Linked DNA regions of Mus musculus: all the other regions are linked to region 3. A link is a loop called in an ENCODE intact Hi-C map of the cell type or tissue named here. Cell type or tissue: left cerebral cortex. All regions are shown on one strand.

The links. A loop is a pair of places that touch in the nucleus more often than their neighbours do. Peaks named below come from ENCODE experiments on the same cell type or tissue, not always from the same donor. Only the 100,000 strongest peaks of a DNase experiment are listed, where the experiment ranks them.
Region 1: it touches region 3 in a loop (2.8-fold over the local background); 5 of 42 quality-filtered maps call a loop at or near these places.
Region 2: it touches region 3 in a loop (2.7-fold over the local background); 6 of 42 quality-filtered maps call a loop at or near these places.
Region 4: a loop joins it to region 3, with 2.5 times the contacts of the local background. A loop is called at or near these places in 10 of 42 quality-filtered maps.

The regions. Positions count from the first base shown.
Region 1 is chr2:178,433,295-178,441,294 of GRCm38, reverse strand. The region is part of intron 1 of Cdh26 (cadherin-like 26); the gene reads right to left. Among named protein-coding and RNA genes, the nearest start is that of Cdh26, 6.8 kb to the right of the region's middle. In left cerebral cortex, no CTCF peak of the experiment used is centred here; a DNase peak (open chromatin) is centred at 3,771.
Region 2 is chr2:179,205,698-179,213,697 of GRCm38, reverse strand. No RefSeq gene overlaps it. Among named protein-coding and RNA genes, the nearest start is that of Gm35948, 170 kb to the right of the region's middle. In left cerebral cortex, no CTCF peak of the experiment used is centred here; a DNase peak (open chromatin) is centred at 3,142.
Region 3 is chr2:179,874,256-179,882,255 of GRCm38, reverse strand. Cdh4 (cadherin 4) reads right to left here. Exons shown (of 16, transcript NM_009867.3): 9 at 261-446. Among named protein-coding and RNA genes, the nearest start is that of Gm36066, 75 kb to the right of the region's middle. In left cerebral cortex, CTCF peaks have their summits at 4,490 (motif pointing right) and 6,831 (motif pointing right); DNase peaks (open chromatin) are centred at 4,502 and 6,859.
Region 4 is chr2:179,576,775-179,584,774 of GRCm38, reverse strand. The region is part of intron 2 of Cdh4 (cadherin 4); the gene reads right to left. Among named protein-coding and RNA genes, the nearest start is that of Gm52541, 59 kb to the right of the region's middle. In left cerebral cortex, no CTCF peak of the experiment used is centred here; DNase peaks (open chromatin) are centred at 1,044 and 3,020.

The sequences.
Region 1 (8,000 bases), 1.4 Mb after region 3:
AGAGCATGCATGTTATTTTTGTTTTTGTTTTTTTGTTTGTTTGTTTTCACTCAGAGCTATCATCAGAGCCTGGGCATTGAAAGTGTCTGTCCTCTTAACAGCTGCTATCATTCCTAAGGGTGAAGCACAGGCTGCTGACAAATTTCACAAGGTTAGTGAGATGGCTTTAGGACTTTGCACAAAATAGCCTTAAAGGCTATTATTTACCGGGTATGACTGTGTGCCCTACAGCAATAAGCAAATAGTCTCATGAAGAGAAAATCAGTACCTTCATTAGTCTCTCAGTCCTTCTGAAATCATTGACAAGAAAATCTCCACTTGGTGCCTTCAGACTTTTAATGTTAATATCTAATAGTTTCCCTTTTAACTAACATATATATATACACACAGAATTAAGTCTCTGAATTGAAGCACTCTATACAGGAAGGAAACTCATTAAACTCAGGAAATAACCAACTCACAAGTCTTAGGAAATCATTGAAATTTACAGGACACACTTTAGAGAGATAAGCATCACCTGTCAATTAAAAATGCTTATGGCCCATGAACTGAGGCAGGAAATAGTGTGTGAGACATCCAGCAGGGATAGAGAAAATTCTGGGAAATAGAGACATGAGAGAATTGCTCTGGAATGGTGAAGAGACAGACATAAACCAGCTATAAAGCTGAACTCAGGTTACAATAAAGAGGAAATTTCACCACGAACTCTGAGGACACAGATGTATGAAACTGAGGAGAGGTAACTAGCCTCGCGGTAGACATATAATAGAATAAATGGGCTATATAAGTTATGAACTAGTTAGGGAACAAGCCCAAACTTAAGGCCTAGGCATTTATTCATAATTAGTCTCAGAGTCTTTATTTCTGGAAATTACGTGGTTGAAAGGAAAAACTTGATTTTACAATACACAAGGCCCCCTCCCTGATCTCAAGGTTATATAAGTAGTAAGAAGAGCTAAACACACACACACACACACACACACACACACACACACACACACACGCACTAATCCAGTCCTATAACAAACAAACCAGCCAGAACCATCTTAATAAAAACAGTTCTAGATACCCAGAAGCCAGCCTTAACGAGATCAGTCCTGTGGGTGTTCCTTCACAGAAGGAAGTTAGGAGTCTTCAGATCCTCACCCGAGATTCCAGACCCTCTTTCCCGTTCCCCTAACATATAACCCTGTCCTAGATGAACACAGTCTTTGGGGGCAGCTATAGTATTTAGAGCAGTCGTTCTCAACCTGTGGGTTGCAACCACTTTGGCAAACCTCTAACTCCAAAAATATTTACATTATGATTAATAGCAGTAGCAAAATTATAGTTATGAAGTAACAACAAAGATAATTTTATGGGTCTGGGTCAATATAACATGAAGAAATGTATTAAAGGGTCACAGCATTAGGAAGCTGTGACCCTTTAATACATTAGAACCACTGATTTAGAGAGTAGAAGCTTAACTGTGACTCCGTCCGTGCTGCTACGGAGAGGTCGCTATCCATGCTGGGGTAGGAAGACTTCTCAGTGACAAAGCCATTTGTGGATAATCTACATCCCCGACAATAAATAAGGGGACTGATTGACAAGCCAGACTTGAATAGGAATGTATCTTCGCCCAATCGCCAATGCCCTTAGACATTTGCCACATCTCCCCAAGAGAAGTTAATGGAAATGGAACTCAGTCAGTCTTGGATTTATACTGTGGCCTCAGATATTTGCCAGGCAAGGGAATCTGTATAGAATGTAACCTAACGATTTGTTTCTCATTAAGTCCATTACACAACAACCGTCTACCTATGTGTCATGATGGATTTCGCCCACGTTAACTTTTGTCCTATTCATCTGTACCTGCAATAACATTAGGCTTTTGGAATGACTTACTTCTGAAGTGAATGGAAAGAAATAAAAACCTCAGCGTTCTCAGGCAGCATGAGAGGGAGGGTCACGTTCACAGTGGTGGGTATCACACTGCCCACCCTGAAACCTACAGGGCTCAGAACCAGGGCATTTCAATGCAATAAACAAGGATGTGTTGTCCAATCCTGCAGGCTTGCACGGTTGGCTGCTTTCTGATTTTCCCGGGTTACTCTAGTTAGAAATAAAGGTATCCCTGGGGCTCACTATCAGCAGTTGGGGCGGGGGGGCGTGTTGAAGACCAGTTCTGACTACAATTCTACGCTCTACAAAACAACCATAAACAAGGCACTGAAGAACCCAGACCCACTGCCTATGGGCAAAGAGCAGACTCTGGCCTCTTTCATTAGAGCTGACTCCCAAATCCACCTGGGTGATTAAGACAACCATCAACTTCCTCTTGGAAGCTGTTAGTGACTCTGGCCTTAAAGCAAAAATGACACTAATTAATTAGCGTTGTTAATTAATGCCCTTATCAGTATCCTATAGCAACTGCAAGTAGTAGCACAAATGCCCAAAAAACACCTCTGCGTTTAGATTTCTATTTTATGGTTCCAAGGATGGAGCCCGGAAGCTCCTCCTGGGTGTTAGGTAAGCACTCTCCTGCTGAGCCATGTCCCAACCCCTGTGTTTAGTATCAAAAGCTATGATGTCTTGTTATCTGCATCTCAATTTATGACCACCTTGTCCCTAGCCACAAGGAAATGAGCCAAAAGGCTCTTGTGTATCACTGACAATGCAGGGGATACATGGATGGAGACAGAGCTAACCTCATCTACCCAGAGTCAGCCCAAAGGTAGACATGCTTGCACACGAGCTAACACCAAATGTCAGCTGATAATGGGGGCTTAACTGGGATTCTCTTCTGTCTCTGCTTCTATTCCTTTATTTACAGTAATTGGTAAAATAATAGAACTTGGCATTTCACTGAGAATCCCTATTGTGTGATTTATACTCCAACAGCCTTGCCCCCTCTCAAAAAAAAATCCATATACAGGACTGTGGAAACACAAAGACAGGTACTGCAATGGAGTCCAAAACTAACAGTAAGCCAGAGTGTGAGTATTTAAGAGGAAAAGATAGAGGCAGAGAAAGTGTGCTCATTGGGAACATATGATAAAGCAAATGGGGCAAAAAATTAACAATTGGTTAATTTTCATAAAGGGTATTTTGATGGGCCAGTGAGATGACTCAAAGTATAAAGGAGCTTGCAGCACAGGCCATGGTGTCCATCACAGCAACACAAACCTTCACACACATGCACACAAACACATACATGTACACGTACATGTGCACACACATACAGTCACAAAACTCACAAGATGAATCAAGGCCTGAGGGTGAGGAACCAGGACACGCACAAAGGGTCAGAGCAGGGGACACATCTGTGGAGCTGATGTCCCACAGGGAACAGCAGTCATGTAGCTTTAGCAAGCTGTCACTCATGCTTGGGGTGGGGCTTACTGGTAATACAGTTGCTCAGGAATCACCCATGTTCCCGTGGGTAATCCCTCACCCACGTCATTCCTGAAAGGACTCCAGCAAGCTCATGGGTTCACTGAGCTGGCCTCGGTGGGATTCTTTCTTTCTATGTTGCTGCCTCTTTATCTAAGGTGAAAGCATCTCTGTGGGTATCCTGGGAGTTACAGCATCAATGGAAGCTCATTCAAGTAGATTCAGATTCCGTATCATCGATAATGGTTGGGACACTGACACTATAGTGTTTGGGTATAGTCTCAAAAGAGGAAACCCAGAATTCCCTATTCAAAGTATTCAGATCTTTCTAAGTGCAAACACGTGGGAAGCCAGACTCTCTGCACATCCTTCAACTGAACAGCCTCCACAACTGATTAAACAGAAATGCAGAGAGGAGAGCCCAGCTGTCTCCCACTAAGCCAGACACTCTGACGACTCGACAAAGCACCGAACGGCGCTGCTCCTCTCATTACACAGAATCTGAAAAGTACGGTCATTTTGAGTAAATCTGTCATTCCTATTTGTATGTGAAGGGATTATTGTTCTCTTTAGTGAATTAAACATGGTTAAGATTTGCCCACTTTCATTTCTAACATGTTATCAGTAAACATAACTCATACAGTCAGAGTCCGTAGGATATGAACTGAAATCATGAGTGTCAAAGCCAGGGGTCCCATCTTCCACCAGGTCATCATCAAGTGTTGCCCACCGAGCAGCACATGCAGATCTTTTGTTTGTTTGTTTGGTTTGGTTTTTGGTTTTTTGAGTTAGGGTTTCTCTGTGTAGTCCTGGCTGGCCTGCTAATCAGATCCATCTGCCTCTGCCTCCCGAGTGCTGGGGCTAAAGGTGTGAACCATCACTGTCTGTCTGGGATCTAGCTTAACTCAGGATCACATGGTAACACAGTGGGCTTTGAGGTTTGAGGAAATGAAGACACACTCTACACGTGCCCAGGCTCAGCCACCCTCACAGTGGTGGACATTATTATTGGGTTGTTTTGTTTCTGTCAAAACAAACAATGACATTTGTTGCCTGCAGCAGACTGTATTTCTATTTCTAACTATTTGCCTAAAGGGAAATAGTTGTTTGTGTGCATGCATATATGTGTTCATGTGTGTGTGTGTGCATGTATGTGTTCATGTGTGTGTGCATGTATGTGTTCATATGTGTGTGTGTGTGTGTGTGTGTGTGTATGCATGTATGTGTTCATGAATATGTATATGCAGCCGTGGGATCCTCCTGTGTCTTCTTCCCCAGCCCTGGGAGGACAGGTGTGCTCTAGGTGGAACTCAAGTCTTCATGTATGACCAGAAGTTGTCCTCCCAAAAGGACACCATTCACAGCAACTTCAGCGGCAACTGCAAGATGCCTCTGGCCCCAAAGAAAGAAGTTTCAAAGTCTCTGAATTCCCAACCCTTAAATAAGTATATTTAGACATTGAGTTTATTGATTAATATTGGGAGATTTAAATATAGGGCCTTGGGGCTGTAGAGATGGCTCAGCAATTATGAGCACTGGGTACTCTTCCAGAGGACCTGGTTTCAATTCTCAGCAGCCACATGCTGGCTCACAATCATCTATAACTCCAGTTTCCAGGGCATCCAACACCTTCTACTGACCTCCATCAGCACAAGCACAGGTGGAACACAGGCATCTAGGCAAACACCCATACACATAATTATGAAAATAATTCTTTAAAAAAAATAAAAATAAAGAAGAAATTGCAATTCTTGAAAATGAATGCAGAGATTGATTTTGTCTCTGTCCCAGACTTTAGGGCATCGGTGAGGACTGAGAGAAGTAGTCTGTGTGGCGAAGTCTGTCTGTCTCTCTCAAGTCCCTCAGTCTGAGATGGAGCCTCATAAGTGACTGCCTCAAACTCCACCTCTGTAGATTCATTCTGTCCTAACAGCATAAATGTGCCCCGTCAACAGGCAGGAAAAGCCAATTGCATCCTCAAAGAGCATTAAGGCAGGAAGGCTTACACTTGCCAGAGAGGTACCTGAAGCCCACACTGCAGATCCTGTCTGCTCTTTCTTCTCTTTGTGCAGTCTCAGAATGGCTCATCTGCATGATGCAGAAGGACTCCAAATTGTTCCCGCTGCCAAAATGACTCTGTAAGAGTGCTTATTACACCTCCATCCTGGACAATTGAGGCAGTTCCTCCCAAAAGGACACTATTCACAGCAATTTGCATAATGCTCTCTGTAGTGCTGCTAGGACTGTCCCCAGGCTGGCTTCCCCAGTTGCAGCCCACCTCAGGCTGTTTTGTGGAGTGTCAGGCAGGCAAACTCTTTCCCCTCCACCCTGCAAGCCCTTCACAGGTGAGAATGGACATGGGCCAGAACACTGGTACCACTCAAGCTTACCTAATGGGGAACATGATACCTTTTGAGGGAAAAAAAAAATCTCCCAAAATAAATTGAGAGAGAGAGAGAGAGAGAGAGAATTAAGACCCTAAATAGAAATGTTCTTTCTGAAAATGTTCTCTCTCTCTCTCTCTCTCTCTCTCTCTCTCTCTCTCTCTCTCTCTCACATATCTCATGTAACCTAAGCTGGCTCAGTCTTGCTACATAGCCAATGATGGCCTCAAACTTCTAATCCTCCTAGCTTCCCTACACAATGTTAGGCATCAACTATGGCAACCGTCACACCCAGTTTATACGACACTAGGGATTGAATTCTTAGCCTTGTGTGTGCCAGGTAAGTACTCTACCAACTAAGTTACAGCCCCAACCAGAATATTTAAAATTTTAATGTACACTTCCCATTCAAGGAGGACTGGGGTCCTAGAAATGAGCATTTTAAATTCCCACAAGAGAGACATTTCTGCACATCTTCCTTGGCCTTCTACCTGTACCTAGCTTCTGGGCTCAAAGCAAGCAGTGCGAGGGCACACCCTGGGGATGGAGTATTCAGGCCTGCACTTCACAGTGAGACAGCCTCTGGCCATGCAGATCTCACTGAATACTTGGAAGATAATCATGCAGGAATGGAATTGGATCTTAAATTAGACTTGAGTGAAGTTTAAATTGCCACGCATAGCTACTGATGGCTGTCTTCTCTGCACAGAGAAGACAAAACTGAGGATCCCTGACACATAGCGGTGTGTCAGGCCTGAGTTCCAACCCTCTCTCTCCCTTTCTTCAATAGCTGCATGATGGCAGGCAAGTGGTTTAACCTCCCTGAGTCTGAATCTTATCTGTGTGGTGGTGTGTAATTGCACACAACTGCACATATGGAATCCTCACCGGATCACAGTGGTTTTGATGTATAGTATGCGAAGCACTTAAGACCATTTAAGAAAGCTGGAATGAGGGGGAGCCTGCAGGTGTCACAGCAGGCAGGGAAATGAACTGCGAAGAGTTAACTCAGTTCAGACTGACTTCATCAACCTGGATCAAACTTTGGGGAGATGCCAGCTGACTTATTGCCAATATATTTAAATACGACATAATTTGTGGGAAAGGTTTCCTTGTGTAATACAATCCCCAGTGCCCAAGGAAACATACCTACATCAAAGCTCAACTCAGGGTAGATGTCATTTCTTCCAAAATGATGGATTCTGGAGGTGTGATAACTGTACCAGCTTAAGGGTCTAGGGAAGAATCTAGGGTAGTCTCAGTCATACAGATAGTGTAGAGGCCATTTTGGGCTGTTAGCCACATCTGGTCCTGGTTGTGGGAGCTTAGGGGAGCCCCTGGCTGTACAGATAATGTAAGGGTTATTTGGTCTATTAGTGATCTCAGGTCCTGGTTATGAGAGCATGATGTGGCCTGGCCCAACAGATAACGCAGGTCACCATGCTGTTAGTCACTCCAGTTCCCAGCTTTCTGGACAGAAGAACAGGTTTTACGTCTTTCCCATTGAAAAGACAAACTTAAGTATTTAAGATTATTGTTTTCCCTGGAGATCTGTGGGCACAAGGCCCTTCCTGCTCTGGACACTAAGGAAAAAAAGGATATTGGAAGTTTTCACCATAAGGAAATGCTAACAGGTTGACGTGCTGGAAGTCTGTCCTGATTTGTTCACTGTGCAATGCACACAGCCATAGAATCATTACATGGTACCAATAAGCACGACTTTATGTTTTTAACCTTTCAGCTCTTTACTATTTAATTTCTTAAAATGCTTAAGAGGCCAGTGAGATGATTCAGCAGGCAAAAGTGCAAAGTCTGATGACCTGCACTTATCACTAGGACCCATGTGGTAGACTGGGAGAACCTGTTCCTGAAAGCTGTCCTCTTAAAGGACCACTGGGGATGGTAGGGATCATCCAGACACCCAGACACATGGCAGGCAGACAGACAGACAGACAGACTTCTTCAAACTGGAAGGGCCAAGTATTGGCCTTTTCCTATGAACGTCTCCAGGCATTTATTTCCTTTTGTATCACACAGTCAACTTGGATTCAACTTAACCAAAATTGACCCTTTTAGCTCATTTTCCCATAAAGCATGGCTTCTTCAGGACCCCCTACGTGAACAAAACACAGCACCTGTTCACTCTCCACACCTCCCCCTTGCTCTGTTCCACTTTTATTCCCAGGCATCTCTGGGGCCTTCCAACCCTCTGTGACACCTCTAGGACTGATAGCCCCCACA
Region 2 (8,000 bases), 670 kb after region 3:
ACATGTGTCTGTGTGTATGCATGTGTGCCTACGTGGATGTGTGTGTGTGTGTGTGTGTGTTTGCTTGGGTGTGTGGAATGAGTACAGGTGCCTCCAGAGGTCAGAGACATCAGATCTCCCTGGAGCTATAGTTAGCTCCATTAGCTACCTGCCTGACCTCTTCTACAAGAGCGGTGTGTTAACTGCAGAGTCATCTCTCCAGCCATCTACAGAACTTAAGAGCCACGTACAGCCCCGTGCAGGTGTGAGCTAGTGATCCACACCTAGAATCCCAACGTCTGAACAGTGGAGGCAGGAGGATCACAAGTTGGGGCTAGTCTGACCCGGAGAGTGAGCTTGAAGCAATAGCCTTTCTCACCAACACAAAACAAATGGACAAAAAAGAACTGTCAGACCATTCGCCTGCTCTTAGATCACTTTGCTTTGGGTTGTGACCACTTCTCACGTTCCCTAAACACCTCCTGCTTAGCTTCCTTTATTGAACAGGAAATCTATCCCAGCATTGATCAGATTGCTCCAGAAACACAGCTGCCTTCCCATTGATGTAGAAACTAAATCTATCTGCTAAGACTAAATCCATGGTCTGCCCAACGACCAAGTCCCCTGGGTTCTCCCTGGAGTGGGATGGTGTGTGCTGAGTCCACAGCAGGGTTTGTCGCTCTCAGAGCTATCACATGGCATGTTTCTCCAGCCTCAACATTGAGAATTTTAGGACAATGGGGCCTTGAAGTAGAATGTGGAACCTTGTTTTAAGCATCACAGGAGAATGCTTGAAGTCTGTCTGGTCCAACAGGTTATGCTGTCTGTCCGTATGTGCCACCCTGAAGTGACTGTGACATTTCCCTTCCACCTTGTTTTCTCCTAGATGTGAATGACTCTTTGCCTCTGTACAGACATCCTGCACCATTCTGATGTTTCTGGGGAAGCTGCACGCAGTGGGATCTGAGGGGTTACAGGAGAGGGACCTGACAGATGGAGTCGGGGATGCTGGCTTGCAAGGACAAGCCAGGGGTTATAAAAATGATCTGCATTCCAGAAATCCAAAAGCTGGGGCCCATAGGAGGCACATTGAGAGTCAGAAGCATAGAGCCCAGTTGCTGAGAAACATCCCATGCTTCTAAAACCTCCCTTCTCTGGTAAGACTTGACATCCACATGTCAGAGAGACAGAACATTGGTCAACCAGTCAAGTGTGAGGTCCAGCCCTGCTCAGTGTGGTGGCTTAATCTTGGTGTCAACTTGCTTGTATGTAGAGTTAACTAAGAGATGTATTTCTGGGTTTTCAGTGAGGGTCTTTCCAGGAGGGTCACCTGGATGAGGAAGACTATCTCTCAGAGTGGGTAGTACCTCCTGGCAGTGGCCCACATATAAAGAATTCCAGGAAATCGTTTCCCTGCTTCACATCTCGCTGGTGAATGCATCTACCACATTGCTGCTGCCATCCTTTGCTAATGTTAGAACCAGGCATCTTCAGCCTTCTAATGTGGACTGGAGACCGGAGGCTCCTGGGACTCCCCCAGGTCGTCAGCACTGGTTTGTCACGGGCTGTGCAGCTACCGGCTTCTCAGTGTCTCCATTGTGCAGACAGCCATTGTTAGACTATCCAGCCCATTCCCTGGAGGCCAGAAGCTCCAACAAGCCCTTTTAATATATGTGCATCCTATCATTTCTATCTCTCTGGAGAACTCTGACTAACACTGAGACATGGGTCTGAGGGACTCTGCAGCTTGGTCCCGTTTGTTTACTGAGATCAACTTTGAGAGTCTGTGCTTCCCCGCTTGGGCACCATGTCTCCCTGCTTCACATGATCATCTGTCGAAAACATTTTCTTCGTAATCTCTTACACCCAGGACCAGCCACAGCACAGTCCTTAGGCCACAGGGACGCAGCCTCTTCTTATAAGTAAATAGAATTTGACTGGGACATGGGAATGTCTGTGTCTGCCCTGACAGAGATGAACAGCCATGATAGAAACATCTGGTATCTAACTCTGAGATGTGTATTGTCTCTGACTGACTTCTACAGCACAGAGCCACATCCTAATGACAGGTGCCATCTACCCTCAGTGTCCCCCAATGCTTAGGGACAGTGACTAGAGGACAAGTCTGTAGGACTGTCGAGAGCTGGGTGGAATCTCTCTCCATCTCATCCCCCAGATGCCTGCCCACCTTGGGTCATGCCAGCCCTGTCTACCTTGTGATTTCTCCAGTTACAAGCATGAACTTGGTGGAGGCAAGGGTGAAAGGCCTATGGCGGGTCACCTGTGGCTCAGCAGGGCTCCGGAGGAATCAGGGAACTGCTGGGAACCCACGCACCTCTGTGGTGCAGCCTCTTTGGCTCCAGAGTCCCTTTTTTTTTTTTTTTTTTTTTTTTGGCATCTCTGGTAAGCTTTCTAGTTGTATGAAACTCTCAGTATTTGATTGGCTCTGCCTGTCCCAGTGAACAGGTGCTTCATGGAGTCAGGGCAATTGCGACCTTAACGATTTGTACAGATGAGCCACTTGAAGCTGGAGGGAGGTACAGTCCTGAAGCTGAAGGCAGCAGTTTAGCTGCCAGCCCGCTCCTCCTCCTTCTCATCCTAGCAAGCGCAACCCTACAGCCTCTGTCTGTAAGAAACAAAGCTTAGCTGGGGTGGGGTCGGAGTTTGGAAGTAGCATGTCCAGCATTGTTTGCATTCATCCTGGCTCGCTCTTTTGCTGAATTCGCTGAAGGAAGAGAAACTCACCCCACGGAGGGAGATATTGAGCTTCCAAACCCCAGCAGTGCCTCAGCCCTGAACTAAAGGCCCAAGTACATTTACGCTCCAAGGAGTCAGGCCAGTGAATCAGAGACTAGTGTAATCAGCTCAGAGGAACAAGCTCCTGGCCTCCAAAGTGTCACAGTGTGGGCTGGGTGCAGCCAGAGCTGCATTCGCTGGAGGCTCTCGGGCGTTCTTAGGATTAGACGGGTTTGAGAGAGCACTGAATTGTTCACACATGAATGTTGATTCTGGCTGACATGGAAGTCTTCCCTGCCTGTACTGGGTGCTGGGTGGGGAAGGCTTGGGAGGAAGAGTGGGCTATGAGGAGAGTCTGTTCCTCATTCACTCTGTGCCTGGAATCCACTCCGCCATGTATGCACTGGCAGCTACACTCAATGGCAATGCCAGCATCTGCTCAGCACACACATGGCTGTCTGTTTTTATGGTAATGTCTGCCTGTTTCCTGACTCATATCCTCCCCGTGTCCTCTCCTATCCGATCTGTATTTCTCATCCTTATCATCTTCTTCCTGTCCCTTTCCCTCCCTCCTCTCCTCTTCCCTTATCTGTATCTGGCCCTATCCTGTCCTATCCTGTCCTCTCCTATCTGTCATACCCATCTCATCTCTGTGGCTTGCACAGATCTGTATCTCTAGTACACCACGGGACTACCAGCTTCACCATAGTTACGCCGTTTTTATTTGTCACCCTTGTCTATACCTGTGTAATTATAACCAAGCACCTAGCACCAAGTACTGGGGCCCCCATTTTCCAGAAGGACACAGCTCCTGACTTTGTGGAATTTACAAACCACCTGGAAGTCAGAAGCGGAACTTGTCGTCATCGTAGACAGCCACCCAGCCAGGTTACCTCCACAGTGAGCAGTATGTGAGGCACCCATGCTTGCGTGTGGTGGAATATCACGAAACAGTTCCCAGTAAGAGGGGGAAGTTGCAGACTGACTTAGGGCAGAGCTTAGGAGTAGTTTTGAGTCCCTCGGACTGGGAATGGGGTTGAGTCTTTGTAGGGTCTTAAATCTTCTGTACTGGACTACAAGGGGAGAATCTCGCTCTGTATGAAGAATAGAGGGGCAGTGTGGAGAGTGCCCCCTGCCTTCATAGCCAAACACCGCAAACTCATATCCAAAGACACCCCAAATCCTCAAACTTGTAGAGCCATCCTAGGTCTTGGTCCTTCCTGGCTTGGGTCTTTGTGAGTCTAAAGCTAAGCCCCATCATCTCCTCACAGCCCACTTTTTAGAACACGGAGACCTTTGCAAGGGATCCTGGGAAAGGTGACTTCTGTTAGAGGAAGGCAATTCTCTTCTGTTGAAGTTGATGCAAAGTGAAAAAAGACCCCCCCCCCCATGTCTGTCTCCTGGAGTTTCTGGAAGAAGCCAGGCTCCACACCAGGCTCAATTATGAAAATTTCCTCATGAACATTTCCAGCCTGCAATGCCTATTTAATCTGAGGACTGTGTATAATCTGTAAATTGGATGAAGAGAAGCCATTGGGCTCTCAAGCACAGGATCTAGAGTACCTGGTGCTGCTCTCTGTTAGAATGCTCACACGTCACACCCAAAAATGTTGGGAGAGAAATGCGTGCAGGGGAGACTGAGAGGGTTACCCTGAGCCGGAGCAGTGTGCTTTTCTTTCCTCCAGGCCCCTCCCACTCCTGTTATAAGCTTCTTGTCTCATTCCTCTTTCTTGGGGCTCCCATTCTTTACTTGGCACGGAGATATTTGACGAATTCTTTTTACAATGGCGTTAAATGCAAAATTGGGCTAGAAGCACTGCAAGGTTTCCTAGTCTTAGACTACCTTTTACAAACATGACTTTTGCACTGAGACCAAGCAGTGACTGAAGGTTCTGAAGTTAGGGTTGAAAGTCCTAGAGTGTCAAGAGGACCCAACCCACTGCCCCACTTGCTTCCAGGAGGCCAGTTAACAAAAATTTACACCAAGCAGTGTGTCTGTTTCCCTTCCTCAGGCTGAACAACTGGTGTGGGAAGAGGTAAGGCCTCAGAGGAACAGATCATAACCTCTATAGTCACCTCCCAGGCCCAGAGAACTGCCTCCTGCTGGCCAGGATAGGGAACCAACGGCAGAGGGGACTCCCCGAATCTCCAGGGAAGCTGTTGTATTAGGAGGCAAGTGGGTCTTAAACAACAGGTTCTGAGACAATAAAATGCAGGCAGGTAGCCTGGAGTGTGTGTGTGTGTGTGTGTGTGTTGGAGATGACCTAGAAATAGCAGACAGGGGGGAGATGGAAAAGAAGAGGCTGGCCACTGGTGTGAGTGAGTGAGAACAGGACATTGTGTGGCCAGTGTCCACCCTGGGGAATACTGGTGCTGGAGAACACTCTGTGTCACTATAAGGTGAGGCACTTGAGACATTTGTCCATCAATAGCTGACCAGCAGTGGCTGGGGACTGCCTGATAGTTCTGCTTTGGAGTGTTCAGGGATGAGGTCTATGGAGGACAGAGTAGAGGCCCACAGCTCCATGACCTGTCTCCTTATCTAGCTGTATCCTCTTAGGATAGGATGCATCCAAGACAACGCAATGTGGTGTCTGGTCATACCTCACAGTCCCCCATTACCATTTGAAGGGTGCATCACCTCAGACCTCTGGTCATCCCATTCTTTCTTGGTGTCCCATGTTGTTTTCAAGGTTCATGTTGTCTTTTAAATGTTATATGCTCACGCTGGGATTAAAACTGCATATTCCAGCTCTGGATTCCTCTCCCAGGAATGTTAGCTAACAGTCCAGTCTCCTAATGCTGTGTGTCTTTTTAGCAGCATGTAGTCCCCAGATAGCGAGCCTTTGCTTAGAAAATCCATAGCTCTGAGCACAACCTCCCTGGTGACAAGAACCTGCACTTCACACTGGGAACAAGCATGTACCCTGCTCCTTTTGAGAGAAGAGTAGCTGGGCCATGGACGTGTGATGTGTCCAGCTTTTTGTGGGAAGCAGCATTCCTGGAGGGACATGGAAGCGTGTGGGCTTCAGTCAGACTGGCTGTGGCATAAAGCCCAAGAGTTCCTCCTAGAAAACCATGAATAAGTGCTACGAACCTAGACTTCTACATGATTCTGCTTGGACTCAGCCAAAGCCATGAGAGGGAAGGGATTGGAGGAGAGAAGGGAAGGGAGGAAGAAGAGAAAGAAAGAAAAGGAAGGGCAGGAGGCCATGACCTCGAGTTGGGCTTTGCTCACTGGAAGGCTATAAGCCTCAGCCCAGAAGTAGTTGTCTGTCTTTGACCTCCTTATAGCCCTCATTACGGCCCTGCTCTTAAGGAGCGGGTCCAGGACAAGCCCGACAGAAGCAACAAGAGATGTAAGGACGGTGGAGAGAAGAGAGAGGAGCCGCAGAGTGGATGGAGCAGCCCAATTGTCCCCGTGGCCTCAAACAGTTGGAAGTGATGGGTCCAAGGAACCCCTACGGCTTCTTGGATAATTATCCAAATTTGGATTGCTTTGCTGAAGGCATTTCTTCCAGGAAGCTTGGCAGGGGGTGCAAGTGCAAGAGACATTTCCATCATGCAGAGACGATCAATTGTCGGGTTTTCATCAGCTCTGTGACAGGGAGTTTAGCCCACAGCCCCCCTGCCCCCTGTTCCATTTGTGTCCAACAGTGTCTAGAAGCATTGTGTTCCTGTTCTCGTTACTGTGTGACCCCTGGGATGCATTGTGCTCTGCCATATTTAACTTGGCTCAGTCCCCTAAGTAGGACACAGAAAGGAAAGGGACATCAGTGGCGGACTAGGGACATGCCTGGTGGGCTGAGTGGAACCCAGGTTCTTGTCACATGACCTTTCTGGCCATTCCTGAGGGCCGTGATAGTCAAAATAGCTGAGCTGTACACAAACAGCCTGGAGACCACAAACTACCATGCAAGTTGGAGATGGGATGGCAGCCTTATTTCATAGATCTGCCCCAAATCATAGATCTACTAATATTGGAAATGGGTCTAGAACTCTTGACCCTGATATCTGGATTCAGGGGAAGTGATGAAGCTTGAGGATGGGCAGGAGACAGAGCTACTATTGAGTGACAACTAAGTTGGAGCTGGTTCAGACCAGTTCAGAGAAGCTCCAGACTGCAGCAGATTGCAACACTGGCCTGTCTTTGGGGCCTTTATTTTGTAACTGCTTGCAATCACATGAGCGATTTCATGTGAGGCCGGTGTCTGATTGTCTGCTCTGCAATGGGTGTGTGTGGTGTATGTATGTGTGATATGTGTGTAGTATGCATGTGTGATGTGTGTGTGATATGCGTGTATGCACAGGAGGCCACCCAAAGCGAAGGTCTTGGATGAGTTCGGTGGAGGCAGCGGTGCTCCTGGGTGGGAGTTAGTGCTCTGACCGCTGAAGAAAAGCTCATTCTTTCTTCCCCAGGCCCTTCTCGCCTTAGCCCAGTCTATCCACTCTCTTTACCTCTTTTACTGCTAGTGAGCTTGCAGGGGTCTGACTGGGCTCCTCCGTGGTCCCAGGTCAGCCACATCCTTGGCTTAGAATTCCAATCTTTGTTGTTTTACTGCCAAGGTAGCACTGTAGCACTTGAGACCATTATCCCCTCTGGACATTGCTGTGGTGAGTCTGTCTCCCTTATGTACCTGAGACACTCCACTTGGATCAATAATGCTACTCTGGCTGCCTCCTCTGTCTCTCTGGTACCATTTCCCCATGCTGTCTCCTTCTGTTTCTGTTGACTGGAGTTTGGTCTGAGTGAACACTGAGGCAAACTCCCTTCACCGACCATACTTCAGAAGGACTCACCAAGATCTATTTCTCCAGTATGAACATCATGTCCCAGAGGGCAGAGCTGATGATGCCAGCACCTAGCACATGCCCTGGAGAGAGTAAGCGCTCGGAAAGTGCTATCTGTGATGGTTCCCACCCCATCCACCATAGGAGGAGTGGTGTGGAGGGAAAGAAATTGAGGTCTTCACTCGCTCTTGAGACGCAGAGAAGATGCAACTCTCAAGGGCCATGAGACATCGGAGCACAAGGAGACTGATAGTGAGCATGGCTGCTTCTGAGAGAGACAGAAAGGAAGTGATCATGTAGCCATCTTCTACCTCTCTGAGTTGACTCAACAAAAACATCTGATGATTGTCTTACCTGTTTTCCGTAAGAAACAGAACAGAGTGGGTCACACTCTTCTGATCCGAAGCCCCAACAGCCCCTCAGGAGCTGCCTGACAAAGCCCTGGGCTCCCTGTCATTTCCAAACATGTGACAACCGGAACTGGCTGCAACACC
Region 3 (8,000 bases):
GGGGGGTCTTGTTCACAGGAAAATGCCAGCATGGATATGAAGGCCAGAATCTTCCCTTTCCTGGTGGAAAATGGTTGGTGAGAAGTGAAGTCAGGAGGATCAGGAGTTTGAGGCCACCCTCAGCAGGACAAATTTGAGGCCAGCCTGAGTTAGGAAAGACACTGTGGAGATTGTCTCTAAAGGGTTTGGTCCTTGGCCATAGGTAGCTGGCAGACATTCATGTTCCTGGACCAGGGGATATGCAGGCAGCAGTCACCTACCTTCACCACGGTGACCATGCCCTCATTGGTCACGGGGTCTGTGCGGACACTGAAGTGCCCAGAGGGGTCCCCACTTATGATTCGGTAGACGGCGTTCCAGTTGGGTGAGTGGGGCTGGTCTCGGTCCATCACCGTGAGGTTGGCTACTACTGTCTCTATACGGTTCTCAGGAACCTCTCCTGCAAACTGCGGAGTGTAAGAAAGAGTATTAGGACCTCATATGGAGCCTGGGAGCCAGACTCTGTGCCAACACTAGCAAGCATCAGGGTCTCTGCTCGAGATGGACGCCCTAGGTGGATGGGGACAACCGCTGTTCACCGTGGAGACAGCTGGGGGATAGTCTTGGGTTCTCAAGCATCTGATCCCATCTGCACACATCTATGCAGGACAATCTCATCCGTGCAGCAAGCTCTTGTCCTACCCTCACACTTTTCTCATGTGCACGGAGGATCAATGGCAAGTAGCTAGGAGGGATATGTGATGGAGAGTGGGAGGAACAGGAGTCTAGGGGTAGCAGCTACAAGAGGCTTCTGAGAGAAGTGTGCCCTGGCTCCTTCCACCATCTAGTTACTGCCCCAGGTGGCTTGGGGTCAGCCACTGTGGCCAATGACCATGCAAAGAGGTGTTAACCTCTCTGATGTTAAGGCACAGTGAAGTTGCTGTGTGCACCCACAAAGGCCACATGGGCTCACTTGGAGTGGGGGAGGGGGTGTCTGCCTTAGGAATCCAAGTGCCCCCTGCCAACTGTGGTCCGTTACTGGGGTTGGCTTCTAGGTTCTGTGCTTAGGTGCTCTGATCTTACCTGCTCTGCTGTCCTGAAATTCACCTTAGAGCAAGATAAATAATTGTCATGTCAATTCAGGATCAGATGAGAACCCATTGTGTGTATCCTAAAAGATATCCCCATGGTGCCCCCAGTGCTGTTCTGGAACATTCCTGCAAAGCAGAGCCTTCCTTTGATTTTTGAGCCATGTTTGGCCTAGCTACTTTGGAGCTAAGAGGCCTGAGGCTGCAGAAGGTCCCCCCCCGCCCCCAGGAAGCACTAGGAGGGAAGTAAGTGGGGCACAGCTGGTTTCCAGAGAATGCTAGGAGATGAAACCCTACTTTCAAGCCTTCCGCCATTTAACACAGAGGGGCATAGGGCAGTTGCAGAAAGAACAGCAGACCTGAGTGGTGACCACATACGTCCAGTGTCTGGCTTCCTTACTGGGCTCCTGGGTTCCTCTGTGTGGCTGGGTGAGGCTATCATTGCTGGTGACCTCCATAGTGAGAATCTCTTCTCCTGACACCGACATTCCATGTCAGCAATAGGGTTGCCATAGTGTCTGAGGGCCTGCACCCCATGATATGGGGAGCTAGCTGTCTTTGGAGGGAGATCACAGATGCTTGCAGACAGAACCATGTCACCCAAATTTATGTGTTGAGGCTCTTAGCCCAACCCAGCATCTCAGCTGTAACCTTGTCTCAAGAGGTGTCAGCATGATGCTGGGGTTTGTCCAAACCCAGCCTATGTGGCATCCTTGTGCATATTCCCCAGTGGCACACACATTGAGGGTGTATTAGTTATTTTCCCTACTGCTATGGCTAAATCCCTAACAAAAGCATCATAAGGAAGGAAGAGTTATTTTGGATCCCAGTTTGAAGGTTCAGGCCATCGTGGCCAGTAAGTCATGGAGGCTGCTGGTCCCCCTGCATCCGCAGTCAGGAAGCAGAGGGTAAGATGGCTGCCAGTGCAGCTTGCTGTCTCCAGCCCAGCATCGATGATGCGGCCCACATTCAAGGTGGCTTTTTTCTCAGTCAGACTCCACTGGGAACTCCCTTATAAATACACCCAGATCTCTAAATCCAGGACTTTCCATGTCCTAGGAGAGGTGTTCTCTTATAGACCAGATTTCCAGCGTCTGTTTAGTCTGAGAGGTTTTTCTGGATCTTTAGGAATGTTCAGACCCCCTCACATGCTTTCCAAAAGCTGGCTTCTCTAGCCATGACAGTGAAACAAATTCTGCCGGGCTCTGTTCAGAAATCAGAAGCCTAGGTTCTAGATTCTGAATTGGCTTGGAGGCTGGTTCCTTCCACCACTGATACACTGTTTCATTATTGTAACATCTTTGTTACAAATATGTGTAGCAATAGTTACAGATGTAAGTATTGATATATCTGTGAGTCTTAGGCTGTCAAGTTGCAGACATCTAGGTGGGCATGCAGGCCTCGCAGGCTCCATGAGGTAAGAACACATGGGAACTGGCATTATGGTGGGCTCTGAGATGCTCCCTGGTTAGTGGGTAGCCAGGATGACACAGGGTACCCTGGTTTGCTTCCTTCTTCCAACCCAGTGCCTTCACCTTCATACTCTGCTTGGCCAGGTGGGGGCCCAGGGACCCAAAAGAGAGTAAAGTACTTCTTTGGACACAGACCTTGAAGTCTTGGTTCCAGGCTGAGGGGTGACTTGCTGCTGTGGGTCCTTGGTACCCTTTTCCTGTAAGCTACCTGCATCTCTGCCTTCTTACCAGGTCTTCTGCTGGGTGGGGCCTGGGTCTGGTTCACTGTATTCTGGCCTGTCTGTGGGGTCCTTCAGAGGCACTGGAGGCCTCCATTGTCTGAGGGTGGACCCTGAGGGAGGGTTGAGGAAGTGGAGGTGATGCTGGGTGGTCAGGGATGCAAGCTCTGGGCTTAATCCTGTGCCCACCACCTCAGAGCATGAAGAACTAGCCCCCAATTAGTGACTTATGGCTGTGTGCCTGAGTGTAATTAAGGTTACAGAGTCTATTCCAATTTTAAGATGCTAAATTTTAAGTCCTAGGAACTTGTGCTGGATCAAAATCTCTCTCTCCTCCTGGGTTTCCACACTTAGTTGAAAAGCTGAGAATTCAGGGCTTTTAGAGGTTGGCCATGGTACTTGCTGCTAGGATGAGTGGCTGGTAGGTGCCACAGTGCCTCATCTGGCTAGACTCATAGAAGGTTAGCCCAGTTCTAACCCCACAGTTGAGTAGCCTTCTCAGGCAGGTAGGTCACTCCAGAGGACAGCATATGCTATACTCTTGGTTATTGGGATAGATGTTTCTAGAAGAACCTCAAAATCTCGGAGGTAACAGGTACAGATCCTTGGTTCTAAAGTTCGGTGGACTTTTGCCTCCGGGGAAATAATTTCCACCCTGGTGAGTGAGCCATCTGCCTGTGATTGCTACCTGTGGTTTGGATAAGAGTTTTCCAAAGTCCCAGGTATTGAGGACCTGGTCTTTGGCCTGTGCAGTATTAGGGGCGTAGTAGAATCTAGGGTAGGTATGGGTTAGTGGGAGGGAGTCAGGTCAGTGGGTAGGTTGTGCCCCTGAGAGGGCTGTGGAGACCCTGACCCCTTCCGGTGACTAAGTGAGCAGTTTCTTCTTCATACTCCCCACCATGCTTTGCAGCCTGAACACACACAGGTTCACCGTGACCATGGATGGGACCCTCTGAAAACATGAGCCAAAACGGGGGTTTCCTCCTTGTGTACCAATGACATCATTGTCATAGCCACAGAGAACCAATACCATGTGTGTGCACAGCCTGCTCAAGTGCTCTTCAGTTACTGTTCTGCTATGTGCTGTCCCTTGTCCAGCTTGGAGGTGACCTATGGGAACACCATGACCTAACCCTATTTCAATCACTTAACTGGGTGTCACTCACTCCTACGAGGGGACAGATCATCTTGTATAGACAAATATCAAACGTCACTATAGTCTTATTGCATAGGCTGGGCCTGAATGACTCTGCCCTTTTTTCCCAGTGGAGGGACAGTGTGGAAAGCTTTGATGACAGCTCTCACCTCTTACTGCTAAAGGTCTGGGCTAGAATTGCCTGGTGTCTGCAGGTTAAGCCTGTGCTTATTGTTCAGGTGTAAGCTTCTTAGAACCAGCTATGCCCCCATCTTGGCATCGATCACACACAAATGTAAAATACGGACAAGCTTTCTGGGCTCACAGCGGTCTGGACATCAGCCAAGGCCACACAGCAAGAAGGGATCAAGAATAGCTGAGGGTGGCTATGTATGGGCGGGGCAAGGCTTAGAGGAAGAGCACACACAATTGCTGGGTCTCAGGGCTCCTCTGTGCTCATCGGAATCTGTGCATTGGGTAGGTTGGAGGCTCCCAGGACACACATGGTCTGAAGTTGTTTTCCACCCCAGTGGGTCCTGCATTGCTCTGGTGGGGAAGTGCTGGTGGTAGGGTGGCCCTGGGTGAGTTATGGGCTCTGGCCTCTAGGGGGCACTGCAGCTGCACAAGAGCAAGAAGAAAATAACTTTTAATTAACACTTGGGAATAGGATTCGGAGCTGGCAAATCCCTGCATCTCTTTAGCTTTGCCTGATTGTTCTTGATTAAGCTTCACAAAAATAGCCCGTGTGTGTTGTGTGGCCAACCTGCCTGCACACTCCCACTGTGAAGAAAAGACGGTGTCCCTGTCTGCCGCTAATCTGGATGGTACCCTGGCAAGTATGAAGTCTGTAGAGCTTGTATCAGACGGGAGGTGTGCGCTTGATGTGGAAAAGTGTTCTATACTCAAAGGACTTCAGACTGCTACCTGCTCGTCCCTCCCTGCCCTCCACATCCCAGGGAACCAGGGGTTTCTACCTTCCTTCATGGGTTGCATGGAGGCAGGACCAACTCCTGGAATGAGCTTTGTGCCATTAGACTCCACATTTAAGTTCCAGTGTGACCTGCCAGCTGCCTGTTCCCAGCAACCTGTGCTGGCTGGCTCATAGCGATTTCTTCTGTGCCCCAGCTGAGAGGCCGCTGTTCACTCCAGAGCTTCCTTCCTCTCATGCGCCTCTCAGATGGCATGGGACCTGCCTGGGCATTTGCGGTGTGGCTCATGCATATGAGGGAAGATGGAGTTCAGTTAGGTTGTATGTGGTGGTTCAGGACGGACAGAGCTCAGATCCATGGGCAAAATCAGTCTATCCTGAGTGTGAAGGAAACTCCCCTGGGGCTACCGTGGAGGGTGCTCCGTGGCAGGCTCTGTGGCAGGCGCTCTCCCACTGTACTCATCCTCAGGCAGTACTGTTGGGCTTGGGCAGTAGCCTAGCAGGTGCAGCAGCCTCTCACCTTGGAGTCAGAGCTACCAGTTTGGGTCCTGCTAAATTCGACCTCAGACAGTTTCACAGATAGTCGGCCCATTTGACACAAGAGTAGGGATTCTTGGCTCTCTGTCTATCTCTGAGCCAAGGGTATCTGCAGGTCTCCTGCCCTTTCTGAACATAGCAGCCCTTCTTAGAGCTCGTTGGAATGAGAAAGTTGACATGGCTGGAGCTTGTGGTAGGACTGCAAGGCAGGCTGGGTCCTTAAACATCACACACCGGCCTATGAGGCTCCTTCCTGTACCATCTGTCTGTGATGAACACCCTCTCCGGAGGCGTTCTCCTCAAAACCGTTCAGGTCGCTGAGGTGTGCTATCTCCTCTGTTGGGAAGGAGCCCAAAGCTGCACTCTTTTGGCTTCCCTGTGGCCTGGTTCTCATGGTGACTACACCGTCCAAAGGCCTGAGGGTAGGATCAGGGGTCCTGAAATTGGGAGAGTTGTGTGGTTTCTGTACCCCGATATCTGTACTCCAGCAGTCTGGCATAGGCAGAAGGGTATATTCCTGGGAGCACACGTAGCCCTAACTTAGCAGATGCCTGGCTCAAGAGTGCTGTCCTGATTGTTTTTATTTTATTTATTAATTATTATTATTATTATTGTTATTGTTGTTATTATTTGTTGATTTAACACAAACTAGAGTTATTTAAGAAGAACCTTAGTGGAGAAAATGTTTACATCATGTTACCCGTAGGCAAGTCGGTGAGACCATTTTCTTGATTAATGGCTGATGTGGGTGGGCCCAGTCCACTTTGGGCGGTGCCATCCCTTGGGCTACCATTGTTCCTGAGCGCTATGAGAAAGCAAACTGAGCAAACCATGAGGGGCAAGCCAGTAAGCAGTGTTCCTCCATGGCTCCTGACTGGGGCTCCATGCTTCAGTTCCTGCCTTGAGTTTATGCCCTTTATGACGGAATGTGGTCAGAACGTGTCCTGGTGTTTTATCACAGCAATAGAAGTCTAGTTAAGACAAGTGGGTTTGTGTCTGAGTGTGGTGCTGAATCAACTCCTGACAAGGCTACCCTGCATGAGTTTCCTGAACTCCTGCGTTAGCTGTGGCAAGGCATGGTCTAGACTGGGGTGGCCCCTGTGTGGGCCTGGCACTAACCTGACAGCTGAGAGTTCCTGCACTGTCACAGAAGGTGGTTGCCACGCTGAGCACTGCTCAGCAAGCCCTCTAGAGGCCTGTCCATCTAGGCCCAGGGCAGAGGATGTCTGTGGCAGGGCTGTCACTTGCAGGTCAGGGTCAGTGACTGCTTCCCTAGAGTCTGAACAGACCGAACCCAGAGAGAGACCCTCCAGCTTTCTCAGGGTCTCCCTGGCTGGAGCATCAGTGCCTCTCCAGGCTGAGTAGCCTGGCCAAATCTTCTACCCCTCTTTTTCTGCACCTGTTGCTTGTGGAAAGGGACAGGACTCACTCCAGTCTTCAGGGGGCCCGAGCCACCTTGGTTGTCAGTCATCTTCTATTTGGCCACTAGATGGCGCTGTGGTCTAGGAGAACAGGATGAGAACAGGCTCTTGAGCAGGGCTTCAGCCTTCTAGACACTTTCTCTCCCCTCTTCTCCTCTCCACGTGGCATCCATTTTCAGGGTTCAGTCCCAGCTGCTCCCTGTGGGCTGTGTGCCCAGAGTCCCATGTCCTGACCCCAGAACAGAAGCTCATAGGGTAGACTGATTGGGACCTGATGGGAGAGTGTCTACCTATGTGTTTGGCAAAGTCCTTGTTACTATTATGGACACATGCCCCTTTTCACTTCACCGCTGGGAGTGACCTCCTGACCTTTCCCTCGGTACACCCTGGCCTGTAGTCTGCCATCTCTTCAGGGATGGGCTGGACTGTGTTCACAGAACTGTTCAAATCCATGGACTTGGGAGTCCTGGAGGCAGAGATGGCTGAGACCAGGGCCCCACAGAATGTTGGGAGGCACAGAAGTGATTATCATGTCTGATGTGCACCAAGAACGCCTAAGGGTCTCACAGGTAGGGACCCTCCCTGCAGCGTGGCTGTCCCATGGGGTCCAGGAGAAATGACAGTCATGTGATTGATAGTTTTGTCTCTAGAGTTCCCTCCCAGGGTAGGGTGGGAGGGTCTGTTCCTCTGGCCCATGACTGGAGGCCCACAGTGGTCTTCCTATACCATAGTTGTGTGAATACCTGTGTGTTCAGCAAGAACTCTTGACCTCTTGTCCAGTGTTGTAGCCAGTCTTGACCAGTTTCCCTGCCTGCTGATGCGAACCACAAGGGGCTAGCCCCTCTCCACTGAGGACCAAGGTAGAAAGGGACCCTTGCTTCAAGGGCACATATGCCCATAGCCAAGGCCCAGCTGGGCATCTCCCAGTCAGGTACCCACTGCACAGTCATACACGCCTCTTCAAATGATATGGTAGCCTGATTGGTCAGCTCCTCCAGACTTAACAAAGGCCCCAGCAATGTATCAGCCATCACTTAATCTTGGGGCACACCACACCCCTAATTTCCTAGGGCTTTCTCCACAGGTGTGTCTGGGCCCTTCCTTCCCACTAGAAGTAGCCGGCATGGTGTCCCTCTCCTTATGAGGCACCTGTGCTTCGACAGTCATTACCCACAATCCATTCAGCTCTTCTCCCCACTGAGAGAGAAGGAAGTGCCTGTGA
Region 4 (8,000 bases), 300 kb after region 3:
TCTCCTTTGTTTCCTGGTCTGCAATGGGAAGCCAGTTGTTTGTACATAATCCCACAAGAGCACTGCTCTGCTCATTGATAAAAATGCGGGTAACTCCAGGGAAGATGCTACCTGCCTGCATCCAGCCCTGACCAGGCCACCAGCAGGGGCACTAACACAGTAGGGATAAGCACAATTCAAGCTCCCACTGTGCACAAGACTCTGGGCTGGCCCAGGGGCCAGCATTCAGTCAGCTGCATATGGCCCACTCTTTTCAGTTCCTGCTGATGTAACCAGAGGGGTGTATGCAGAAATGCTATTCAAACAGTGACCCTCTTCTGAAACTGGTTACGGAACACACCAGAGAGAACTTAGGAGTCTGAGCGGAAACTCAGAGGAGTGGGTCACAGTCTGTGGACTCCTTAAGAGTAGAGCTAATTATTCACACTGCAGGAAATCACTGGTATGGATGGATACATTGAGGAAAACAAAATTATTTGGTGATATGTCACTCCTGTAGGTTTAACTGGAAAGGCTAGAAATGGTGTCCAGCAAGATATTAACAGCTGTGATTTCATGCTGTACCCTAGCCATTACCAACACCTGCCCCCCACCCCCCCAACACATGCTGCTATTCAAGTGGTTTTTAGAAAGCAAGCAAAGTTGTTCAAGTTCTTTCTCTATGGGAGTGTTCAAAATCACCCTGTAACAGGGAGCCCCTGGGGCATGAGACCACACCGGTGCTACATTGCCTTCTATAAGATGCCAGGCTTGGGGCCAGGAATAGACAACCCGTATTGGCAGAGGGACTCTGGGAGCAGAGATCTGTCCTTGGTGTAGAGACCAGAGTCTTGTCCAGACCCAAGAGAATGGGAAGGTTGAGGAATATGCAAATGAATGGCTTTAATTTCCCCTGCCCTTGGCTCCAGGGCAGCTGGCCCTGCCATCCTTACTGACCTTTGTTCCAAAGTCCCCTGCTCTCGGTGGAGATGATTGTGTGAGCCTCCAAGGACTGCCCTGGCTTGGGTTAAAATCACAGAGCTGGCTGGCACTGGAGCCCTCAACACAGAGAAGATGAAACGTGGGTGTCCTTTGGCACGGTCTGACATGTGGGCAGCAGGTGCCACCCAATTCTCCACTGCCTCCCGGGAGGTGGTGGAGAAAAAAAACAAAAAACAAAAGCAGAAACCAGAAGGTAATGAGAATCCCAGTTTTGTAAACTTGTAGAAAATAACATTGTGTATTCAGGACCTCAAAGCCCCATATTGTGACCGACGTATAATCAAGTCGCTGCAGCTGTTGGGCTAATGGAAATGTAAATATTACAGGGCTTTTTAAATTTTTGTTTTATTATTTTGTGTTGTTATTATTTTTATTGCCATTTCTCCATCACTAGGCTTGATGATTGGTCTGGGGTGGGGGGAGAAAGAAAGAATAAGCATTTTTTTTTCAGAGATCAGAAAGAGCTGCTGGTGCACGGGAGCCTGCTTGTATATTCATTAGGCAGAACAGCACATCCACACAAGGAAAAGTTCATCAGAACAAGGTTTAACGCAATTATGGTTTCCGAGGCTGGGTCTATTTAAGTCATTTCCTGCCAGCAGAACAGTGATAATGTGGTCCGTGAAATTCCTCTCGCGCCTATCGCGGAGCAGAGACGCCCGCATCCGAGTCGCCTTTGTCCTTTCTGAGATAGCCATTATCTTCTCCGAGAACACAATATGTGTTTATTTTACAAACCCCAACACAAATGGAAATAAAAAGCGCATTACAGAGATTGGGGAGCCTGCAAGGTGATGTGTGATTAACTGTGTTCCGCGGGGTGGGAGCAGCAGCCAGACGGCCCACTCTCCTGGATTGCTTTCTCTTTTCTCTTCTTAAATGTTCCCATAATACCTTTGCGATTGGGATGAACACGGGTTTAATAGAAATGTCTCACAAGAGAAAGCTTCCCAGCCATCAGAAGGCCAACCTTTCTCCCAGTGCTGTGCTTTCTGGGCAAGCTGGGAAGGTTCAGCCTTCTCTCTGGGAAGCTGTCTAAAGCTGCAGGGCTGGGGTGACTCTAAAGACCCCTTAGTATATCCCACAAATGCATCCTGCGCGGAAACCATTCTTGAAGGCACCTGTGAAGGGCAGCTGGAAGGAAGAGTGAGAGAAAAGCCCTGGGGTCTGAGAGAGGAAGCTCAGTTGGTGAGGTGTCAAGAGTGCAGGGAGGAGGAGGAGGAGGAGGAGGAGGAGGAGCAGGAGGAGGAGGGAGAGGGGTAAGGGGAGGGGAAGGTAGTCTGAAGTAGAAGGATGGGAGACAAGGCGTGCACTAGAGTGGATTGGAGAGGAAAGGAGGGGGCCTTGTAAGGAAAAGTCTAGAAGAAGATAGGCAAGTCCAGAAAGCACGGATCCAGAATTCCAGCAGAGTCTGAAAGATAACCTGCCACAGACGACGCCAAAAGAAAATGGAACACCAGGAGAATTCTCAGTCAGGGCAGTAGACAGAAAGGTTGGCATCAAACACAGATAAAGAATTCGTACAAAGGAAGTAGCAAAGATGGGAACTGCAAGAGGGCCCACAGAAGGATGGAAGACAAAACAAAAGAAAGCCCACCACCACCAAAACAAAAAACAAAAAGCAAAACCAAAGACCAAGGAGATAATTAACTCCCAGGAAAAAAACAAACTACCAAAAAGTACGCTGCAATGAAAGTTTTGCTTCAATATGCATAACACAACACTTTAATGAGTGTCCCTAACAAATTGGCCCAAAGCAATATATTTACTAAAGGCTATGAATGAATGCACACATGCAAACATGTGTGTGCACATGTGTGTGTGTGTGTGTATGTGAAGATACCATTCTGGATTAAGGTGACACAGGCTTGCTATTCACACGAGCTTGTGAGTAGCTTATAGCTTTAAATATAGCTTAAATATAAGCTTTAAATATAGCTTTTTAGCTGTGAACACAGTATAGCTACTCACACCAAACTGCGATACACCCCCATGCTTCAGCCCTGTGCATCAGGTGAGACAGATGAAAAGCACACGGAAAATGTGCATTTCAGAGTGCTTTGCAAGATTTAACACCGAAAGCCTGCTGCTTTTGAGCAGGAGGAGGACGCAGTGAGCATCCGTTCCATGGGCCATGTGTGGTGCCAGGAACATCTGCTGATGTGCAACAGCCTGAGACCACAGGCAGAATAAAAAATATTTGTTTTGAAATGCAACTCTCGATTTGTCTGAAAATTGCTCTTATTTCACTCATGAACATGATCAAAGCGTGAGGGCTCTCTTTCTGGAAAAGCAATAGTGTTGCTTTTTTTTTTTTTTTGTGGGTAAGACTATTAATCAAATCTTTATTCACGTAATATTAAATCTTGTACTCCTGCTTATTTTCAAGTCTATAATTAAAAACAAGGTAAATTTATGGAAATATGTTGTGCACAGGCAGGCAGGTGGCCACTTGGCTTAATAAACGCATTTTTAAATCAGGGTCTCTGCCTAATGGAGTCTGGCGGGTACTCAGCTCCCTTGTTAACAGTTAGATGACAGTTAGGTGGCTCCAGGAGAGGCTCGGTGACAGTGTTCCAAAGCAGAGCACAGTCATCCTTCTGGACGTGTACAGCCATGCAGCCCTCCATGCTGAAAAGGAAAGAGCTGGGAAATTGTTTTGTCTATGAAAATAACTCCCCTAGTTAAAATGTCTACACTGTAACTGCATCTAAGGGTGAAGGAACATGGACTGCATCACTTCCCCTAAAACGTCATGGACCAACATCTCCTCTCCTTAGCTCTCCTTCTTAAAAGATGCTCATCATCTCCACCCTGTGCAAATGGCCCACACAACCCCAGGGCAGTCACTTCCATGGCTGCTACACTGGGGAGAACTGTGGGATGCTCACCGGTGCCCCATGCTCAAGGACTGGGGTTCCGAAGGAGGAAAAAGTGAAGCATTTGACCATAGAGATAGAGCCCACAGTCAACCAGGGAGCAGAGCCCGGAACCCCCCCCCCACCCCCCCCCACCCCCGTCAGAGCACGAGGTAGAAAGGGCGCTCAGGTCAAATGTTCTCCATGACTGGGAGATGGGGTGTGGCCCTCTTGCAGGAAATAGCATTTGTTCTTGCAAGGCTCCCACCTCTGGTGCTTTGTTCTGTTCCTTTAAAAAAAAAATTGAGAACACAGCTAAATACAACTGGGTGTGTCCAGAAGGTGCTGAGAAAGGCTGACTCTGCAGGCAGCAGGGTGGGCACTGAAGGGGTCTTCACCTCTTTGGGTCTCTTAGCAGCTAGACCAGTAGCACTTGCTTCCTGCAACCAGCACTTCCTCACAGTTAGGACCTTTGCACAGGATGGCACAGTCAGCACTTTGAAGAGAGGTGGCCCAAGGGTCACCAACTCTGCACTTTGCCACGCCAATTGGACTTCTCTCCATGAACCACAAGCTCTAATGTCACTCCCTGTATGGGCTGGGTGGGATTGTGGTCTGTATGTCTAAAGGGCAGCCAGGTGAAGTTTCCCCAGCTCTCAACAGCCTTCAATGCCTATTTATTCTCTCACTGGTTCCCTGGATCCGTTGATTCTGGAGATTTTGGCAGTACTAGGTATGTTCCTGATTTGCCAGGGAAAGCCAAAGTGAGACTGCAGGTCTCCCATGAGCACAAGAGGAAGGGAAGAGAGAGGGAAAAGAGGAAAAGGAAGAGGGACAATTTTTCCAGGGCAAAAGGGGAAGAAAGATGCTTCCTTGACACATGTGTAGGTAGGTGCACATACAGATTACACAGGAGCACAGAGAGACACATGGGACACACATAAAGGCACAGGAACAGAGGTACATATACATACACACATGTAGAAATACATGCGGGTATACACTCAGGAACACACATAGAAACATACAAACACATACACATATAGTTGTAGAGATACACACAGATTGCACATTTGCACAAAAAGAAACATGGGGCATGCATAGGTATGTAGAGACAGAGATATTCACAGATATATATACAGAGGCAGGCACACAGAAGCATATGTGTATATGTATGCAAAGATATACACATTTATAACACACATATACACAGAAACACATATAGATGTATATACATATACACACACACATGAAGATAGAGATACATGCAGGCATACACACAGAAACAAGCATGCATATAAAGACACATAGGAACACATATACAGACATAAATATAAGTGCAAACATACGCACAGGCAAATATATATACAAACATATATACATATATGTATAAACACACATGCATGTAACTAACATAGACATAACAGAAACACATATGCAGCTATGGAGTTGTACAGAGACACGGAAACACAGGCACACATTCATCAGTGCACAGAGGCACACACACAGAGCCAGGGGACACCCAATCCACGGGTCAAGCACATATTTTGATTCCTGCAAGGCGTAGCTCCAGAGCTGTGCGTGTTCATAACTTAGCCAGACGCCTCCTCTGAGTCTCAGCTTTCCTCATGAAAGTAACATCAGATACCAGAGAGAGGGGCTGTGGTGCTCGACTCCAGGTACCTCAATGTGACAGCTGTGTGATCCAGGAAGAAAGGTAGGCTAAGACAAAAGGAGTAATTAGAGTGAGCTACCAGAACCAGCCCCGGATTTAAATGTTTAAATGTTTTAATTTAAAAGAACAATGGCTCCTGGAAGCGTTCGCAGCCGGGCTGACAACCTGCCATTTATTAATCAGTGTTAAGTAACCGCGGCTCAGGTTTGACACCAAACAGAGGATGATGTGTGATGATCCCTAAAATAGCAGCCACGTCTCAGAACTGATTTCCAAATGATCCTGCATAACAAGGCAGGCTCCGGAATATTTACTGCGCCAATTAGCGAGCATTAGGTGCCCCGTGGCAAGGGTGCAGGGGCTTTTTGGGGAAGGCATAGCACTCTTCACACTGGGGATATGGGGCTCTCAAGCACATGGTACATGAAAAATCAGTCAACAGGCAGAAAACACATTTGAAGCTGAGTTCTCTACAGGTTCCAGGAGACACGTGGCCATGTCTGGAGACAAACACTCCTTGGGGTGAAGGATGCAGAGGCGGGAGGAACCCAGGGATGTGAACACACAGGACAGTGTGGACACATCCCACCACAGAGAACCATCTTGCCCTTGGTGTCAAGGGTGCTTAGCTTAAGGAAACTGCAGTAGAAAGATTTGTGGTCAGACTAGAGAAAGGCCTTCCCAAAAGAAAGGCATGTATTTTCATTTGCATAAAAGTCTTTGTTCTTTTATCTCAGGATCTGGGGCAGAACATCCTCTGCCCAACACTTGCTTCTGACGGGAAGCCACCAAGCCATGCACTCAGATGAAAACTGCCTCCTGTGTGACACTGCATTCAAGTGCAATTTAACATACCACCCCAGAGTGAAGGCTCTGGCCCCGGGAGCTTAGCACTTAGCAACACCACCTCCATCTCCCCTGGGACTCCTGCAGGCACTGCATTCAGCTCTCTCTTGTCCCAGTGTATTTTGAGACAGGATCTTGCTCTGTAGCCCAGGCTGACCTGGAACTTACTGTTGGGCCAAGGTTGGCTCAAATTCATGGTAATTCTCCTGCCTCAGCCTTCTGAGTTGGGATTATAGGTGTAAGCCATCATTCTTGACTTATTGGAATCTCAAAATCGTACACATAGGTATGTATGTGCTGATGCATATGTGTTCCTGAATGTTTGCACATGTGGGTGCATGCATGTGGAGGCCAGAGGATGACATCAGTTGTCTTCCTCCATCGTTCCCCGCTTTATTTCTTGGGTCAGGGTCATTCACGGAAGCTAGTGATCACTGATTGGCAAGGCTGGTTGACCAGTTAGCCCCAGAGGTCTGCTTGTCTCAGCTCTACTTGTGCTTCTCCCTGGGTCCTGGGAATCTGAACTCACATGTTCATATCTATGGAATCATCTTCTCAGCCCTTAGATCTCACTTTGTAAACCCTAAACATTTTTATAACGGGAAGATTAGCATCGAGAATATGAGGCCTTACATCACCATGGCAAGGGCGAGGAGTAAGTTTCTCTTAGTGACAAGCTCTAGGGGGCTCGTGTAGAGATGCATTTATGTTGGGGAGGAATGGAGCCCCCTCAGCAGCATCATGGGGTTCTGAACCTGTGCACACATAGTCTTCACACTAACAGGGGCAGGCCCTACTCCCAGAGTTGGGGTTTATGAGACATGCACTGACTCCCCTTAAATACGTCTTGAGTAAATCCTCCTTTAATGCTCAATTTAGCAAGGACGGGTACAATCCATCATGCTAAACAGAGACACTGGAGACGGCAGTGACTGCTCCAGGAGTGTGTGCTGGACCAGCGCTGGGGTGCCCGGCCTCCAAGTGTGGGTCAGCTTCAAGCTCAGTGTCTTTCTGAGGCACATCCTTAGCCACCAGGGTGCGGTCTGAACCTGTGTGAGAGCTTCTTCTTCGCCTCTGTTTCTCTCAGACCATATTCCCCCAGCAAGTAGGCAAGGAAGTCTGCCCAGGGAGTGGCACAGCAGTCGTACACACTGCCTACTCTGCTCTGGATGAAAATGCCTTAGACTGGACCATTTCTAAACCAAAATGCTGTTTCTGTGGTGCAGGCCTGTAACCTCAGCTACTTGAGAGGCCGAGGCAGGAAGAGGGCAAGTTCAAGGCCAGCCTGGTCAACTTCAGTGAGACCTTGTCTCAAAAAATTAAAAGTAAAATTGGGAAAGGTAAAATGGCTCCATCGTTCAGAGCACTTGCTGCTTTTGTAGAGGACCTGGGGTCAGTGCCCAGCACCCTCCTGATGGCTCACAACTGGCCATAACTCCAGTTTCAGGGGATCATGCCCTCTTCTCTGACCTCTGCACACATATGATGCACATACATGCATGCTTCAAAAACACTCATACACGTAAAGTAAACCAACACCACCAACAAAAACCAGTAAGGAGAATGTTTGAGGCCCTGGGCTCATTACCTAGCAATGCAGGAAGAGAAGAGAAGAGGAGAGGAGAGGAGAGGAGAGGAGA